Linked DNA regions of Homo sapiens: region 2 is linked to region 1. The links are chromatin loops, found by intact Hi-C in ENCODE. Cell type or tissue: CD14-positive monocyte. All regions are shown on one strand. Links, peaks and the distances in the headings refer to the core of each region. The heading gives the core; the rest is flanking DNA. Region 1 holds the start of SNIP1 (Smad nuclear interacting protein 1). Region 2 overlaps UTP11 (UTP11 small subunit processome component).

Region 1 (8,264 bases), core at 265-8,264:
GGCCTCTGTGAAATCATTCCCCACTGTTCCAGATCTTACCCTCCTAACATGCTGAAGACCGATTTATGGTTGTTGCTTGATGTGAACAGTAGGAACTACCCACCAACTTACGGGGTGGGAAACACAGGACATCATGAACCTTGTGCGAGCCAGAAAGAGGCAGATGTGTGTATCGGGGTGGAGAGGTTCATGAAGGTGTGTGCCTGCGTAGGCCCCCATTTCCCTTTTCCTCATAGCCTTACCAACTGTGCTGTCAACTTATTACATAAAAATAGATGAAAAGGCATGTCCTTTTATCAATGTGGCTGCAGAAGAAAAAAGCAAGAAAAGGAGATCATGTTGGGCAGGGGTGCTCTGCTATAGCAAATTCTCAAGGAAGGCCTGGAAGAAATGAAAGGAACCAGGAGAATATCAAGGGGAGAACATCTTTGGCAGTGAAAACACCAGCTGTCAGGGCCCTGTGGTAGGAGAGTGAATGAGGCATTTCAGAAATAGCAAGTGAGGTCCCTGTGGATTCAGCACAGTGAACAAGAAACAGAATAACAGGAGATAAGGTCAGGGATACATCGTAGGCCAGATCATGCCACATCTTCCAGGCCATTGTAAGGATTTTTGATTTTAGTCTGAGATGGGAAGCCACAAAAGAGTTTCTGGCAGAGACTGGCATGATCTGACTTATGACTTAGGGGCTGTATGGAGGATAGATTCTAGGAGCAGAGTGGAAGCAGTGTTTTCAGATAGGAGGCCACTGCAGCAGTGCGAGTGGCCACCAGTGACTAGGAGCAAGATGGTGGAAGCAGAGGTGGTGAAAAGTGGTTGGATTTGGGAAAGAATTTGAAGGTGGAGCCAAAAGAATGTGACGAAGGATAGGACACATGCTGTGAGAGTGATCAAAAGGAATGAAAGGTGGTTTGAGTCCCTAGTAAAAAGGAGAATACGGGGGATGAGCAGATTGGGGAAGGAAGAAATTGTGATTTAGTTTGAATATATTGAGTTTGAGATGTCTATTAGATATCTTCATGAAGATAATGAGGAAGCAGAAGACTATATGGTCCTGGAGTTTAGTGGAGAAGACAGGGCTGGAAATACACATTTGGGAGCCATCAGCACATAGGTGGTATCTAAAGCCATGAGATTGGGTGACAGCATGCAGGAAATGAGGGTAGATTGAGAAGAGGTCTCCCACCACCCTGCCAGGATCCAGCCATATGTAAGTTCTAGGAGCTCTGTGATACTGGGAGGAAACCCCAGCCAGGAACAGAGGCAGAGTGCCTCCCCCCACACTCCCAAAATCCACGATGTAAAAGCTTAGGCCTTCTCCCAGCCACTGCTCCTACTTTCTTACCTTGGGGGTAGTATGGCATTCAAGATTTCTTCTGCCTGCTTTGTAGGATCTGGGACACAGGGAGTTGAGGGGAGCTTGGTCTTGGGTGGCTGTGGGGCTGAACCTGAAGGTCCAGGCTGCTGGGGGCTGACTTTCAGTAGCCGAGCCTGAGATGAAGGCACAGGTGAGGGCAGGAAATTGTTCAGGAGCTCAGCTCCACACATCCCCAACCTGTATATTGCTCCAGGTCTTCTGCACAGCCCTCCCCTCTTCCTAGCCTACTTTGGGTCGGTCTTCTCAGCAGAAATTATGTCACAGAGCTGAAGGAGGCCATGAAGTCTGGCCCCAACTCAATGCTTGAACAGGTGTTTCTGGCGCATGTGCTTTCACACCTCTGGTGATGGGGAAATCACTACCTAGTCATCTGTTCTTGGACCCGCGTACCATTAAGAAGAGTGAGCCCCATCCATCTCCCTGTGACCTCCTTCCCCATCCTAAATCTGCCCTCTGGGGTCACACCCAACATCTGGGCTTCCTATACAATCCTCTCACCCTCCTTCTCTGACTTCCCAATTCCCTTTACTCCCAGTCGCTGCAATCCCCGTCCCTTGAGATTCCTGACCCTCCATGCGGGAATGTGTCTTTCCCTATCGGAGTTTCGAGGCTCCTTTGTCTCCCGAGCCCCCGTCTTTACCTTGGGGCTCCGTTTCTCCGTGTTCCGGCTCACCAGCACTGGGGTGTCGTACTTGAGCAAAGAGTCTGCGGGCGGAATCATGGCGGAGGCGAGAGTAGCAACCCAGCAGCTGCCCTGTCCAGTGTGGGCCTTGTTTGCCGTCACCATGGAAACCGCCCCCTCACTCCCGCCCCCGCGCTTCTTGGCCTGGGCGGAGCTTCGAAGTGGGGCGGGGCCAACAGCCGGCAAGTTTCATTCTGTGCCTCCTGGGCAGAAACCTCTTGTGCCTGACTTCTTAGGCCTTCTGCTCACCGGTTCGTCCCTGTACTCTTGGAGGCGAGGAAAACGGCAGTTCGAGTCCCTATGCTCCGTCTAGCTAGCGATTTGAAGTGGGCAGATCACCTTTGCCATGCTCCAATTTTGTCACCTGAAAAACAGGAGTCATCTCCTGACTTCTCATGAAGGGTTAAGGGACAATTCCCAAAGGAAGTCATCTGGAGTTCCTAGGTTTTTTGAAGGTTTTTTTTGTTGTTGTAGTTGTTCCCAAAATGTGTTCATTGAGATTGTTTCCCACTCATCTTGATTCAGAGTGCTTTTAGTGCTGCTTCCTCCTGAAGGAACATCCTTCTGTAAGCCTTACTTTTCCTCCTGTAGGCTGGCAGAGGACAGTGGAGCAGCCAACACACAAAACTGCCGTTTGTGCATGGCTAAAGACTGTGGTGATTTTATAGCATCCTGGGCATTTCACATCCATGAAGTAGGAATTGGGGCTCTGCACCAGGCGTTTCTTCTTGTGTTTCCTCTTCTCCTCTTCTGGGGAGGGATGAAGGAGATCCTTTGCGAGAGGCATGTTCTCGTGGGTAGGTCGTCACCGCAAGAAAGGGCTTGTTTTGATTTTTAAATTGAGACGGAGTCTCTCTCTGTTGCCCAGGCTGAAGTGCAGTGGCGTGATCTCGGCTCACTGCAACCTCCGCCTCCCGGGTTCAAACGATTCTCCTGCTTCAGCCTTCTGAGTAGCTGGGACTACAGGCGCGTGCCCCCATGCCCGGCTAAATTTTGTATTTTTAGTAGAGACGGGGTTTCACCACGTTGGCCAGGCTGGTCTCGAACTCCTGACCTCGTGGTCCGCCTGCCTCGGCCTCCCAAAGTGCTGGGATTACAGGCGTGAGCCACCGCGCCCAGCCTGAAGTATTTTTCTAATTAAATGGAGAAATGACAAAGTAGGAGCCAATGGGAAACCTCCCCTTTGCCCCCTGAAGATTCGCTCAAAAATCAATTCACAAAAGGCAGATTAATTGGAGAAAAGGCATACAAATGTATTTAAAATGTATACACGGGGAGAATCACAGTATGATTACCCACCCCGAAAAGGGTTCAGAAGCTTATATACCCTCCTGGTAAAACAGGTTTGTGAGGGTGGGAGAAGGAGGAATTCTGTTCAGGGATTACTAGGCAGAATGAATGAATAAGGGAACAGAGATAAATTTGTAAATAGTTTTTTGTGTTTTTTTTTTTGTTTTGGTTTGGTTTTTTTGAAGACAGGGTCTCACTCTGTAGCCCTGGCTGGAGTGCAGTGGTGCCATCACGGCTCACTGCAGCCTCCAACTCCTGGGCTCAAGCGATCCTCCTGTCTCTGCTGGGACCACAGGCACGAGCCACTAGCCCCTGCCAAATTTAATTTTTTTGTAGAGACAGTCTTGCTATGTTAGGCAGTTTGGTCTCAAACTCCTGGCTTCAAGCGATTTTCCTGCCTTGGCCTCCCAAAGCGCCGGAATTACAGGCTGCAGCCACCGTGCTCGGCTGTAAATAGCTACTTTTGACAGTATAAGGGTCTCTGGTCAGGTGTGATTACATTCTTGGGTGGAGAAGAAAGAAACAATTATTCCTTTTGGTAGTCTGGATCTTAGGCAGATAAAGACCTGTGCTTTGGGAGAGATGATGGGCACTGGAAAGGAACATTGAGGCTTCTTCAGTTCAGCTTGTCAGTGAGCCGTATTTTGGGGTTTTGGTTTCTGAGCCCCAACAGCATTGCAGAAAGTTCAGGAAATAGAAGAGGAAAAGCTAATGATTTGAAAAGCTAATGATTTGCCCATGGGTTATCATCTCTGATTGCATTTCCATTTCTTCCTCCCTTCTATTTCCAAATGTAAATGTAATTATAGTTTGCACACAATTTTGTATCCTGCTTTATCGTTAACAAGTCAGGGTTTTTAAAGTTTGTAAATGGTTTACTAATGGCCACATAACACCCATTAATTTGGCTAACTTCCCTACTGCTGGTATTTACATTGTTTCCACGTTTTGTAATTACTAATAATGTGGCAACAAACAGCCTTGAGAGGTTTGCTTTTTCCCAGTTTTTGTTGTTGTTTGTTTTTGAGACATCTCGCTCTGTTGCCCAGGCTGGAGTGCAGTGGTGAGATCCCTGCTCACTGCAACCTGCGCCTCCAGTTCAAGTGATTCATTTGCCTCAGCCTCCCGAGTAACTGGGATTGCAGGTGCGCGCCACCACACCCGGCTAATTTTTGTATTTTTAGTAGAGACGGGGTTTTGCCATGTTGGCCAGGCTGTTCTCTAACTCCTGACCTCAGTGATCCGTCAGCCTCGGCCTCCCAAAGTTCTGGGATTACAGGCGTGAGCCACCACTCCCAGCCAGAAGTTTGTTTTTGAAACTTGAAACTCCCGCCACCCAAGCCTGTCGCTGCGGCCACACCCACTAGGGAGTAGTCACGTGTTTAACCTTTGCCGCGAGGATTTCTGGGAGCCTGGGCACCCCGGAAGCGGAAGTCCAGGAGTTAAACTCGTCATTTCCTCCAGCTAGAGGAGCTCAACTGATCTGTTTTCTTTCGCCCAGCCAAAATCACAGAATGAAGGCGGTGAAGAGCGAACGGGAGCGAGGGAGCCGGCGAAGACACCGGGACGGGGACGTGGTGCTGCCGGCGGGGGTGGTGGTGAAGCAGGAGCGTCTCAGCCCAGAAGTCGCACCTCCCGCCCACCGCCGTCCGGACCACTCCGGTGGTAGCCCGTCTCCGCCGACCAGCGAGCCGGCCCGCTCGGGCCACCGCGGGAACCGAGCCCGAGGAGTTAGCCGGTAAGTGGGGGAGCAGTCCAGGATGGACATTGGGTTGGGCTCATTCAGAAAGGCGGGCAGGGCTAGCGTCCGAAACAGGTTTTGAATGGTGGGCGCAGCAGCCCGGACTTAATCCTGAGGGGCTGTTGAGAGTGATCCAGTCGTGCTTGTGTTATGCTTGCTCTGTCACTTGCATTATAGCTCGGTGTTCAACGCCTAATGACTAACCGGCAGGATCCCACTCCTTCATTCTTGTGTTCCTAGCACTTCGAAGAGTGTGGCCCAACAGATAGCACTGATAATCTGTTAAATTGGATTGAGATTTTCCCCATCCCTCCCACAAATGGAGTGTGGGCGTTGTCTTTCCGGTTACCTGCCAGAAAGGTTTTCACATCGAGGTCTAAGCGAGCTACCTAACAGAAACTGGGGAAAAAAAAAAAGTTACTTCTTGCTAGACTCATTTATTTATGCATTCATTCACCATAGTTTTACTGAGTGCCTATTAAGTGTTAAAGACTGCCCTAGGTATTGGGGCTGCAAGGGTGATTCAGTTAGATGATCTTCACCGATGCCAAATTGGCTATGCTCTAACCCTGAGACATGATAAAAAAATAAACAAAATAGTTTCAGTTAGTAACAAGTATTATTGATAGATTAAAACAGTAATGTGATAGTGAGAGATTGGAGAGAAGAGGGAGGAGGACTCTCTAAAGAGGTGCCATTTGAGCCCAGACCTGACTGATAAGAATGATCCAACCTCTTAAAGATCCAGGCAGAGGAAACAACATCTGCAAAGAACCTGAAGTAGAATGAATTATGATTGAAATGGGAAAAAGCCAGTGTCGGTGGATTATAGTGGTCAAGAAGGTGGGTGGTAGGAATGAGATGGCACAGGGAGGAAGTAGAACCACAGGATGGAGGGATTGTTATTGATGGTAGGGGTGTTGGTAGTGAAGGATAAAGAGTCAAGGGTGACTTACGGATGGTGATGCCAATCAGCGAGATGGCAAGGAGTAGGAGAGGAAAGGTTTTTGAAGGGTTGGGAATTAAGAGTTATGTTACCTAAGTGAGAAGGTTCAGTAGACAGTTGTCTATGTGAGTATGGAATGCAAGGGAGATGTTAGGGCTAGGAAAGTGAACCTCGTGACTCCTTTAATGTGACCGGCAGAGACCTTCACAAATGCGGTGTTTGTGTTAGTAGGTAAGCCTGATACTGGAAGCTAATTTTTATGGGGGAAGGGAAATTGCGATAAAATCCTGTGTACCATGCTCTGAATAGGTCCCCACCCAAAAAGAAAAACAAGGCCTCAGGGAGAAGAAGCAAGTCTCCTCGCAGTAAGAGAAACCGAAGTCCTCACCACTCAACAGTCAAAGTGAAGCAGGTAAGTGGATTGGGGTGTTTTGATGGGTCCAAATTGAGAGCCTTTTCCTATCACAGCTAAAGAGGAATGTGTGTGTGTGTTGTGTGTGTGCACACATGTGCACGTACGCTCGCCTACATCTCTACTTGTACCTCCGATGGGCTTTTCTGAAAACTGGCTGTATTTATTTTTTCTGCTTGTTTGCTTAAATTAAACTTTTTATTTTGAGATTATTATTGGTTCACATGCAGTTGTCAGAAATAATTCAGGGAGATATACTCTTCCTGGTTTCTCCCAGTGGTAACATCTATTCATAACAGAACTGTGGTACAATATCATCATCAGAATATTGACATCGATATAGTCAAGATAACATTTCCTTCACCGCAAGGAATACCTCGTGTTGTCCTTTTGTAGCCAAACCCACTTATCTCCCACTTTTATCCTTCCTTAACTTCTGTCAACTTCTAATCTGTTCTTCATTTCTATAATTTTGTCATTTCAAGAATGTTATGTAAATGGAATCATACAGTATGTAACCTTTAGGATTGTCTTTTCTCACTCAGCAGAATCCTTTGGAGATTGATTCAGGTTGCATCTCTCAGTAGTTTGTTCCATTTCATTGCTGAGTGGTATCCAAATGGCATGGATTTAGCCACTTACTCATTAAAGAACATCTGGGTTGTTTCCATTTTTTGGCTATTACACATAAAGCTGCTATATAGACATTTGTGTACAGGTTTTTATGTGAACGTTAAGAGTTCATTTCTCTGGGATAAATGCTCAGGAGTACAATTGCTGGATTGTACGGTAGTTGCAGGTTTAATTCTTTTAAGAAATTGCCAGACTGTTTTCCAGAGTGGCTGTATTAGTTTACCTAGGGCCACCATAATGAAATACCATAGAGTAGGTGGCTTAAACAACAGAAATTCATTTTCTTGTAGTTATGGGGCTAAAAGTCAAAAATTAGGGTGTTAGCAGGTTTGGAATCTCCTGAAAAAAAATCCTCTGTCCTTGGATTGCAGATGGCTACCTCTTTGCTATATCCTCAAATGATCTTTCTTCTGTCCTGTTGTCTTTTCTCAGCCATATTGGATTAGGGCCCTACCCTCATTTTAACTTAACCAGCTCTTTAAAGACCTCATCTCCAAAAAGTTATTAATACATTCTGAGGTACTTGGGTTTGGTACTTTAACATGCTAATTTTGGAGGGTACAATTTAGTCCGTAATAGTGGCTGTATCATTTTATATTCCCACCAGCAATGTATGAATGATCCGGTTTCCCTGTATCTTTATCAGCATTTCAAGTTATCACTTTATTTTAGCCATTCTGATAGGCGTGTAGTGGTATTTCATTGTGATTTTAATTTGCGTTTTCCTTTTTTTTTTTTTTTTGAGACAGAGTCTGGCTCTGTCACCCAGGCTGGAGTGCAGTGGCACGATCTCGGCTCACTGCGACCTCCGCCTTCTGAGTTCAAACGATTCTCCTGCCTCAGCTTCCCGTAATTTGCATTTTCCTAATGGCTTATGATATTGGACATCTTTTCTTTGTGTGTCAGTGTGTGTGTGTGTGTGTGTGTGTGTGTGTGTCACCCAGGCTGGAGTGCAATGGCGTGATCTTGGCTCACTGCAATCTCCCCTTCCCAGGTTCAAGTGATTCTCCTGCCTCAGCCTCCTGAGTAGCTGGGATTACAGATGCCCACCACCACGCCCAGCTAATTTTTTGTATTTTTAGTACAGAAAGGGTTTCACTATGTTGGCCAGGCTGGTCTCAAACTTCTGACCTCGTGATCTGCCTGCCTCGGCCTCCCGAAGTGCTGGGATTACAAGCGTGA
Region 2 (8,399 bases), core at 87-8,086, 460 kb before region 1:
ATTAAGTATATAAAAATAAGACTAATTTCACAATCCAAAAACAATTACAGAAGGGAGGGAGATTTAATGTTGTCCATAGAAAGACATTAAATGTCAGACTGACAATTTAGTTATGGTTACAAACCGGAAAACCATGCCATTTGGAGTAATGGAATTTGAAGTTACTAGAAAACGACAACAGATTTTTGATACAGAATGACAAGGCTTATCTATAACACGTCAACGTTTTCGACGACTCTGAAATTTATAAATAGCTGGGGAGTTCACCGTTTCTTTCTTCACCTTCACTTTCTGAGTTTTATCCTACAAAAGAGTAAAAAGGTGATCAGTAAAGAGAAGGAAATGGTTTTGTAAAATCGAAAGGTTAATAAACTACCTATTAGCACCTGCTTCAGCCCTTCTCAAAGTTGAGAACGGACACAGCCCTACTGCCCAAGGCATCCACTGTAGGCAATGAATTAACTTCTCCCCTAGGCATCTAGAAAGTACTAGCTGTGTACAGTCCTAGGAAAACTGAGAAGAAAGGTGTTCAAGTAGTTGTTTCATTTAAAATTATAATTTTAATTCTCTCACGGAACCCCAGTTGAGAAAGGCTGACCTAAATGATCTACAAAGCTAAAGAATTTGACATTTAGAGGAATGATAAGAATATGAAAGAGGCATCTTATATTCCTCAGCTCTGCTATTTAACTACACAATGTTGTCTATTTTTAAACACCAATGAGTGACATGCACTGTTTTGTTAACCTGTTTAAATGTTACGGGAGCTGCTCATAAGCTATAAAGTTCATATGCTACCCGATCCTACCCTTTGCTGTTCCAAAGCACTGACTAATAACCCCCTTATTACCTCCTTAATCAAGGCGCATTTCAACACTGTCAGAGTAACAGACACTGGCTCAAACCACTGCCCCTGAGGAGCAGACATTTTCACTGGGGTTGATTTACACACAGCTGAAATCTAGTCTGAGTTAAGACCTTTACAAGAAAGAAAAGGGGGAAAAAAAAAAAAAGAGGCCTAAGGCTCTCTCTCCTCACCATAAGATCTTTGCGTGTTTGAATTTTCTGAGCAATAACGAACAATTTCTTCTCTCGTTCAATCCGCTGTGTCAGGCAGTTATACTGCTTTTGCCTTTCTTTAGCTATTCGCTGGAGAAGAAACACACACATTCTCAGTGAACAATGAACAGGACAAAAATGAGTAAGAAACTGTTTCTTAATCCATTTAAGCCAACTGCATAGTTTCATCAACTCCCTTCTTTCACCAGAATCAACATAACGTGGTAACAATAACGTTGCCCATTTTAGGAACATCACATTCTGGAGCTGAAAGGAACCCTGGGCCAGACGCAGTGGCTCACGCCAGTAATCCCAGCACTTTGGGAGGCTGAGGAGGGAGGGTCACTTGAGCCCAGGAGTTCCAGACCAACGTAGGCAACATAATGAGACTCTGTCTCAAAAAAAAAAAATTAAAAATTAAAAAAGGAACCCTGTAGACTATCTTATCGAAACCCGTCATTTACAAACGCAGAAAAATGAGGCCCAGAGAAGAAGTGGTCCAAGGACACACAGCTCACCTGGAGCAGAGTCAGGACCGTCCCCCTCTCACAAATCCCAGGAATCTTTCCACTACTACACTAAGCTGCTTCAACCTTTGTGTGAGTGCCACAGTCACCTGAGATGATGGCAGGAATGAATCAGTGTTGGAAACCCTATACAAAGTGAATGGAGAGCAACAGAAGAGTCGGCAACAGAAGGGTCCCCAGGCAGTGTGCTGGTGCCTGAAAATCTTACCACTCAGAAAGCAGAAGAATTTTTTCAGCAGAAGCTCACCTGAGAATTCTCACTGCTAATGACTCCTCAAAGATCAGTGGGGTCCTTACATTTTGGGGAATCATCAACCTCAGAGAAACTGATGAAAGCTTTGGGATCTTTCTTCTTTTTTTTTTTTTTCTGAGGCGGAGTCTTGCTCTGTCGCCCAGGCTGGAGTGCAGTGGCACTATCTCGGCTCGCTACAACCTCCGCCTCCTGGGTTCAAGCAATTCTGCTGCCTCAGCCTCCCTAGTAGCTGGGATTACAGGTGCCCGCCACCACGCCTGGCTAATTTTTGTATTTTTAGTAGAGACAGGGTTTCACTACATTGGCCAGGCTAGTCTCGAACTCCTGACCTCAAGTGATCCACCTGCCTTGGCCTCCCAAATTGCTGGGACTACAGGCATGAGCCACCACGCCCAGCATGGGATGTTTCTTGAGATAAATGTACATACACATTTGTAAAAGGTTGTGCAAGCACATATACCTATCTGCACAAAATACCAGTGAGAAAGGGGGGTTTTCTCAGACCTCCTAAAGCTCACTCATGGGTTGTCTACCCACTCGAAGTTACAGACAAAATATCCTTGCAATCCACCCACCAGCAGTCTCTTAATAAAAATGATTTTGCAGTAAACAAAATAGAAAGAAACATAATTACTAGACAAAAATGGCAAAAATCTAAACCTCCCTAACTTCTCAAAAGCTATGCTGGTGAACTATTCTACATGGGAATTTGGAATACTAATCTCTTTAGGGACTACCACAATTCTTGAGAAGCGTCAGTGACACGGCTAATTGAAAGTACACCTAATTGCCGGGCGCGGTAGCTCACGCCTGTAATCCCTGCACTTTGGGAGGCTGAGGTGGGTGGATCACAAGGTCAGGAGTTCAAGACCAGCCTAGCCAAAATGGTGAAACCCTGTCTCTACTAAATATACAAAAAATTAGCCAGGCGTGGTGGCGGGCACCTGTAATCCCAGCTACTCGGGAGGCTGAGGCAAGAGAATTGCTTGAACCCAGGAGGCAGAGGTTGCAGTGAGCCGATATCACGCCACCGCACTCCAGCCTGGGTGACAGAGTGAGACTCCGTCTCAAAAAAAAAAAAAAGTACACCTAATTGACAAACAACAGGGTTATCACAAGAACACTCATGAGCAAGCTCTTTGGCTGGAAGTGTTATCTACAGAAGGAAATATTACTGGGCCTTAGACTTCAACAATTCACAGATTCTAGCACAGTCTCACAGCAGTGGTTTCAGACAGCTTTTGTTTTCGCTTTATTGCACAGACTGTCAGATTTATGGGATTACCCAATATAGTCAAACTAATTAGGGGTATTTATATTACTAAAGCAAGTTTAGCTGCCTCTGAGCTAGAGAAAACTGCTGTGAAATTAAACATTGGAAGCAAAACTGATGCAGTGTAAATGATTCAAATCAAAACAGAACAGCTGTCTGCTTGAAACACATTGACAGCATTTTTTTTTAATGAATCAGTCAGAAGAGTTCAACTCCAGAAGGCTTTCAGGAAAAGCATGTCTTCTGCACAACCCAGTTACAGTGACGGAAAGCACCATAAGGAAAAGCCAAAACAAAATTTTTGTTACAATACACAATATGAAAGACCTTTTGGGCAGGCATGGTGGCTCACGCCTGTAATCCCAACACTTCAGGAGGCCAAGGCGGGAGTAAACACTTGAGCTCAGGAGTTTAAGACCAGCCTGGGCAACTTAGCGAGACCCCGTTTCTACAAAAAAAATTTAAAATTAGCTAGGCATGGTGGCACACACCTGTGGTCCCAGCTACCCAGGAGGCTGAGGCAGGAGGATCGCTTAAGCCCAGAAGGTGGAGACTGCAGTGAGCCATAATCACACCATTGCACTCCAGCCTGGGTGACAGTGAGACCCTGTCTCAAGAAAAATAAAAACACAGAAAGACCTTTTGATGTGCGTATTCACTGCTAAAGGTTCAATATTAAAGTATTGCAAATCCTTTAATCTTCAGCAATCCCTTTCTCTGCATTTTCAAAACACTGGCATCTGTTACAAGTATTAAAAGCACAAAGCGCAGGGTCAGAATTGGGATTCAAACCCAGGTCTAAAGGCCAGAACCTAAGCTTCTGACCACTATACCTCCTCCGATCATAGAAATTAGGAAGCCCTTCTCCACTTCCATCCCATCATCAAATCATCCTACAAATCCACTTTTCTAAGGGAACTCATGAGTTTTCCATAAATAAATAATTATTTTAGGCCAGGCACAGTGGCTCACGCTTGTAATCCCGACACTTTGGGAGGCCAAGGCAGGCAGATCAACTGAGGTCAGGAGTTCAAGACCAGCCTGGCCAACATGGCGAAACCCCATCTCTATGAAAAATACAGAAATAAGCTGGGTGTGGTGTTGCACCCCTATAGTCCCAGTTACTGGGGAGGCTGAGGCATGAGAATTGCTTGAACCCAGGAGGCGGAGGTTGCAGTGAGCCGAGATCGTGCCACTGCACTCCAGCCTGGGAGACAGTGAGACTCTGACTAAAAAATAAAATAAAATAAATTTTAAAAATTATTTTAAATGCAGTAGCAAAAAAAAAAAAACAAAAAAAAAACACCTAGATTCCCCTAAGCTCACATGTGAAGAACAACAGAGAAAATTACCTTAAGTCCAGTCTGATTGGTAACTCCTTTCACTTTTTCTTTCTGCAAGGTCTCTATCCTGGGCCTATTAAAGACTCTGTCGACTAGCTCCGGGGCTGTTTGCAGGTGAGTTGCGACATCAAACTGTTCAACTAAAATTCAAGACAATCCTTAAGGCACTGTCGGTTTCTAACACCAAATGACACAGACTGGCATGGTAGACTGTCCCAGAAACCTTCAAACATTTCATACCTTCCTTTTTGGTGTCAAAAAAGAACACATGCTTGTTCTGTTGCTTCCCCTGGAAATCCAGCAGATGGAGCTCTGATTTTAGTCTTTCGATTTTCTAGAACACAGAATATGGTCTCACTTTATATTAGATTCTTCTAGGGTACCAAAAAAAAAAAAAAACTGCAAAAGTTTAAACCATTTCACATCATTATTGCCAGCCAGCAAAGAACTTGCTTTATTCTTTTAAAGGAAAGGATCCCAACAAATATCAGGTATTGGGCTAGGCACTTCCCAAGACGCACTTAATCCCTGCAACAGTCGCCTGAGACAGAAATGAGGGAAGAGCCTCAGGGAGTTGAATTTGCCCATTGTCATGGGGCTAGTAATTTATGGCAGTGCCAGAACTCAAACCCTAGGTCTGTCTCATTCCCAAACCTGAACTCTTTCCACTCTACCATGCTAACTATACTTCTAAATCATTATTACAATCAAGTGAGATTGTAAATGCCAGAAGAAATTAATGAATAACTTGAGATTGATGAATTTAAGTTTCCCTTCTTAACCAATAAAACCAATCAGAACAAAGAGTGAATTACCTTAGCTTCTGCAACCCTCTTCATTTCTATATATTTGACGTCCTGAGTTCTCATCAGCTTTAGTTGTTCTGGGGTTACTTCTTCCTTAGTCTCCTTAATAATATGTACTCCATCCTAAAATCCAAATTTAAAAGATATATTCCCTATTAGATTAAAATCATTAATAAGTTGTTGGCACAGTGCACGGCTAGAACAAAGACAACCATAGGCCAAGTGCGGTCACTCACACCTGTAATCCCAGCACTTTGGGAGACCGAGATGGGCAGATCACTTGAGGTCAGGAGTTCAAGACCAGCCTGACCAACATGGTGAAACCCCGTCTCTACTAAAAATACAAAAACTTAGCCGGGCACAGTAGTGTGTGCCTGTAGTTCAGCTACTCGAGAGGCTGAGGCACGAGAATCACTTGAACCCGGGAGGCAGAGGTTGCAGGGAGCCGAGGTCGCACCACTGCACTCCAGCCTGGGCAACAGAGAGTGAGTCCATCTCAAAAAAAAAAACAAAAAGACAACCAAATGCTGTATGCTAACAGCAATCCTAGACACAGGCCCCTGAGGCGTACGTTCAATGTAGCACCTCCAGTCATCTGTCCTAGAACAGCTCCAGGTATAAGACAACCCAGATTCAAAGGTAAAAATGCACGCTCCTCTGGAAGTGGAGGGTTTGCCTTGGACACTGACCAAGAGCACCTGGAGTAACCAGAGAAGGGTTAAATTAAGGCCAACGATTCTTCCTCTCCATCTCCTCCCTGTCCTTATTTTCCAATGTGTGGAGCTCAAAACACCAACCAAGCCATTGGGCACCCACCTGGAGTTTAACCCGAGTCATTTTGTAGTAGAATTCATCTGGATTTTTTTCAAGAGCCTTCTTCCGAAGAGCTTTGAGGTATTCTTGTTTTTTACGGTAGTCACTAAAAGACAGGTTAAATGAGGTTCATAGCAAAAAAAAAAAAATAGATAATTTTAAAAAACCAAAAACCCACAATAAGCAAACTTTACAAGCATCTAAAAGGTCACACAGAGTGAAACTCAAAAAAGCCAAAAGCACTGACTGGATCTGGACACTCCACTGTCACTGAGCTGAGCTCATGTCTTCGCAGGGTCCACAGTCTAATCAACAGTTCCTATTCCAGTGGAACCTGAAATTAACTGTCCCCAGCCTATATATGTTTCAGTGCCATTTATATCATTACAGGGAGACACCAAACAAAGTACAAATTAAAACTCCTTAGGATATGGTGCAAGCTTGGGCACCAAATGACCATATGTAATTCAGAAACTACACAGTACAGTATAGCGCAATGACTAGAATCATGGACTCTGGAGCCAGACAGCATGGGTTCAAATCTGGACTTGACAACTTCTGGCTAAGTAACCTTGGATAAGTTATTTAACCATCCTGAATCCCAATTTCATTTGTAAAATGAATACGGTAATAGTAACCCATCCCAGAAGGTTGTTGGGAGGGACAAATCAGTGTAAAAACGGTAAATATCCTAGAACACTGCCTGGCCCAATAACAATACTTAATTATCATTAGCCTTAAAATCTCTGGGACCTACAGAAACCCATTTAATCCATCACCACCATCTAGACCAGGGGCATAAAAAGGACCTCAGCTGACATGTATCGCTAACAAATAATTAAGAAGTATTTTGCAAACAAAGTGCTAACAGAGAACAAGAATGGGGATAATTGTTTTATAAAATGTTTTCAGAGTTCATTATCACCCACGCTTGGTCTCATGAATCCATCTTTCACATCTCTTCATTCCACATCACACACATGGTGATGTAAGAGACTCAACAAATGGAATTTCAGATTATATCCTGCACTTCAAGAAAACAAAGAGAAAAAGATTCAACTTTGGGCTCAAACACCAAGGCAGAGCCAAATCAAAGCCACTATGAGAAAATGATCTGGAACAACATAATACAAATAATTCACAATGCAACTACAGTTAAATAAATAATGATCTGCCTAAACAAAGAGAGAAATTTAGGATCACAGAAAAAATTATCTGACAGGCTGCCAGAGCTTTGGCCATTTTATCAATGGCAGGAAATTATCCCCTGTTGGACACTCAGGCAATTCAGCTGCAGTGCAAGGAGGTTGTAAGCTTTCTTGGCAGCGCCTCTACCAGAAAGACTGAACTCACTCTGCACGAAGTTTGTAATCTTTCTTTTTCTCCAGCAGGCCCAGATGTTTTCGAAAGCCAGGCTAGAAGACAAAAGAAAGAACAACAGTGCTTAGTTTCCTCCGCAAACACATATCCAAATCAACACGACATCTAACAGGCACAGGAGTCTCTGGAGTGCTCAGTAAATCCAGTCCTTGGAGCTAACCCATGACCCTGTTCCCTCCCCTCCCCACAACTGGGCTCTGCCCAAGGATGAGAGGGACCCTGCCAGCACCAGACAGGTCACAAGCACTGCTGTAGTAGGTTTCTTGGCCTATTAAGGACAGAGAGAGGCAACAATGACTCGGCACTAAGCAAGCAGTTGCCAGTTGTACTAAAATTACTACCAACTTAATCCAAGGGTTTATAAAATACTACAAAGGGAAAACATAGTAACAGGGAGGCAACTGTGGTAAGGGAGCTAAATTTAGAGTCTGGAGATGTGGGTTCAAATCCAAGCTTTACCTCTGAACAATCTGTGACCTTGGGCATGTCACTTAACTTCTCTGAGCTGCTATTTCCTGACTGTAACATGAAAATAGTACCTGCTTCTCCGGGTTATACTGAGGATTCAAGGAGCTTCTATTAATGGTAATGCCTGCACATGGCTTGACACATAGCAGCTTTCCAGCATGAGTTTACTATTATTATTATACTTGTGGTACTCAGTATGAGAAAAAAGTATGACAGAAAGTACTTTCTCTGACGTAGACTTGGAGAGCATGGAAGGTATAAGGATTAAATCTTGGTATGATCCTTCTACATACTACCATTTGTTGAGCACTTAGTATATGTCAGGGTCTTGCAATGTGCTATGCTCCTTACACAATTTCATTTAATCCCCACCACAATCTTGGAAAGAAGGTGAAACAGGCACTATTGTTACCCCAGTTTTCCATAAAGGGAATGAGGTTTAGAGAATGATATGCCCAAGAACACAGAACTAATAAG

What was found. Peaks named below come from ENCODE experiments on the same cell type or tissue, not always from the same donor. Only the 100,000 strongest peaks of a DNase experiment are listed, where the experiment ranks them.
Region 2: it touches region 1 in a loop (4-fold over the local background); 4 of 110 quality-filtered maps call a loop at or near these places.

The regions. Positions count from the first base shown.
Region 1 is chr1:37,550,830-37,559,093 of GRCh38, reverse strand. SNIP1 (Smad nuclear interacting protein 1) reads left to right here and starts at 4,801. Exons shown (of 4, transcript NM_024700.4): 1 at 4,801-5,088; 2 at 6,347-6,449. The coding sequence starts at 4,865. DNALI1 (dynein axonemal light intermediate chain 1) reads right to left here and starts at 2,154. Exons shown (of 6, transcript NM_003462.5): 1 at 2,019-2,154; 2 at 1,346-1,491. The coding sequence starts at 2,099. It also overlaps the pseudogene RPS27P9. RefSeq lists enhancers at 2,072-2,366, 2,577-3,547 and a silencer at 5,019-5,078. In CD14-positive monocyte, for the core only: no CTCF peak of the experiment used is centred there; DNase peaks (open chromatin) are centred at 2,173 and 4,753; H3K4me3 peaks cover 1,928 bases; H3K27ac peaks cover 1,061 bases.
Region 2 is chr1:38,015,449-38,023,847 of GRCh38, reverse strand. UTP11 (UTP11 small subunit processome component) reads right to left here. Exons shown (of 8, transcript NM_016037.4): 2 at 7,428-7,489; 3 at 6,078-6,180; 4 at 5,271-5,384; 5 at 4,696-4,789; 6 at 4,465-4,595; 7 at 1,039-1,149; 8 at 1-303. The coding sequence ends at 220. Among named protein-coding and RNA genes, the nearest start is that of UTP11, 6.9 kb to the right of the region's middle. In CD14-positive monocyte, for the core only: CTCF peaks have their summits at 4,716 (motif pointing right) and 4,934; no DNase peak of the experiment used is centred there.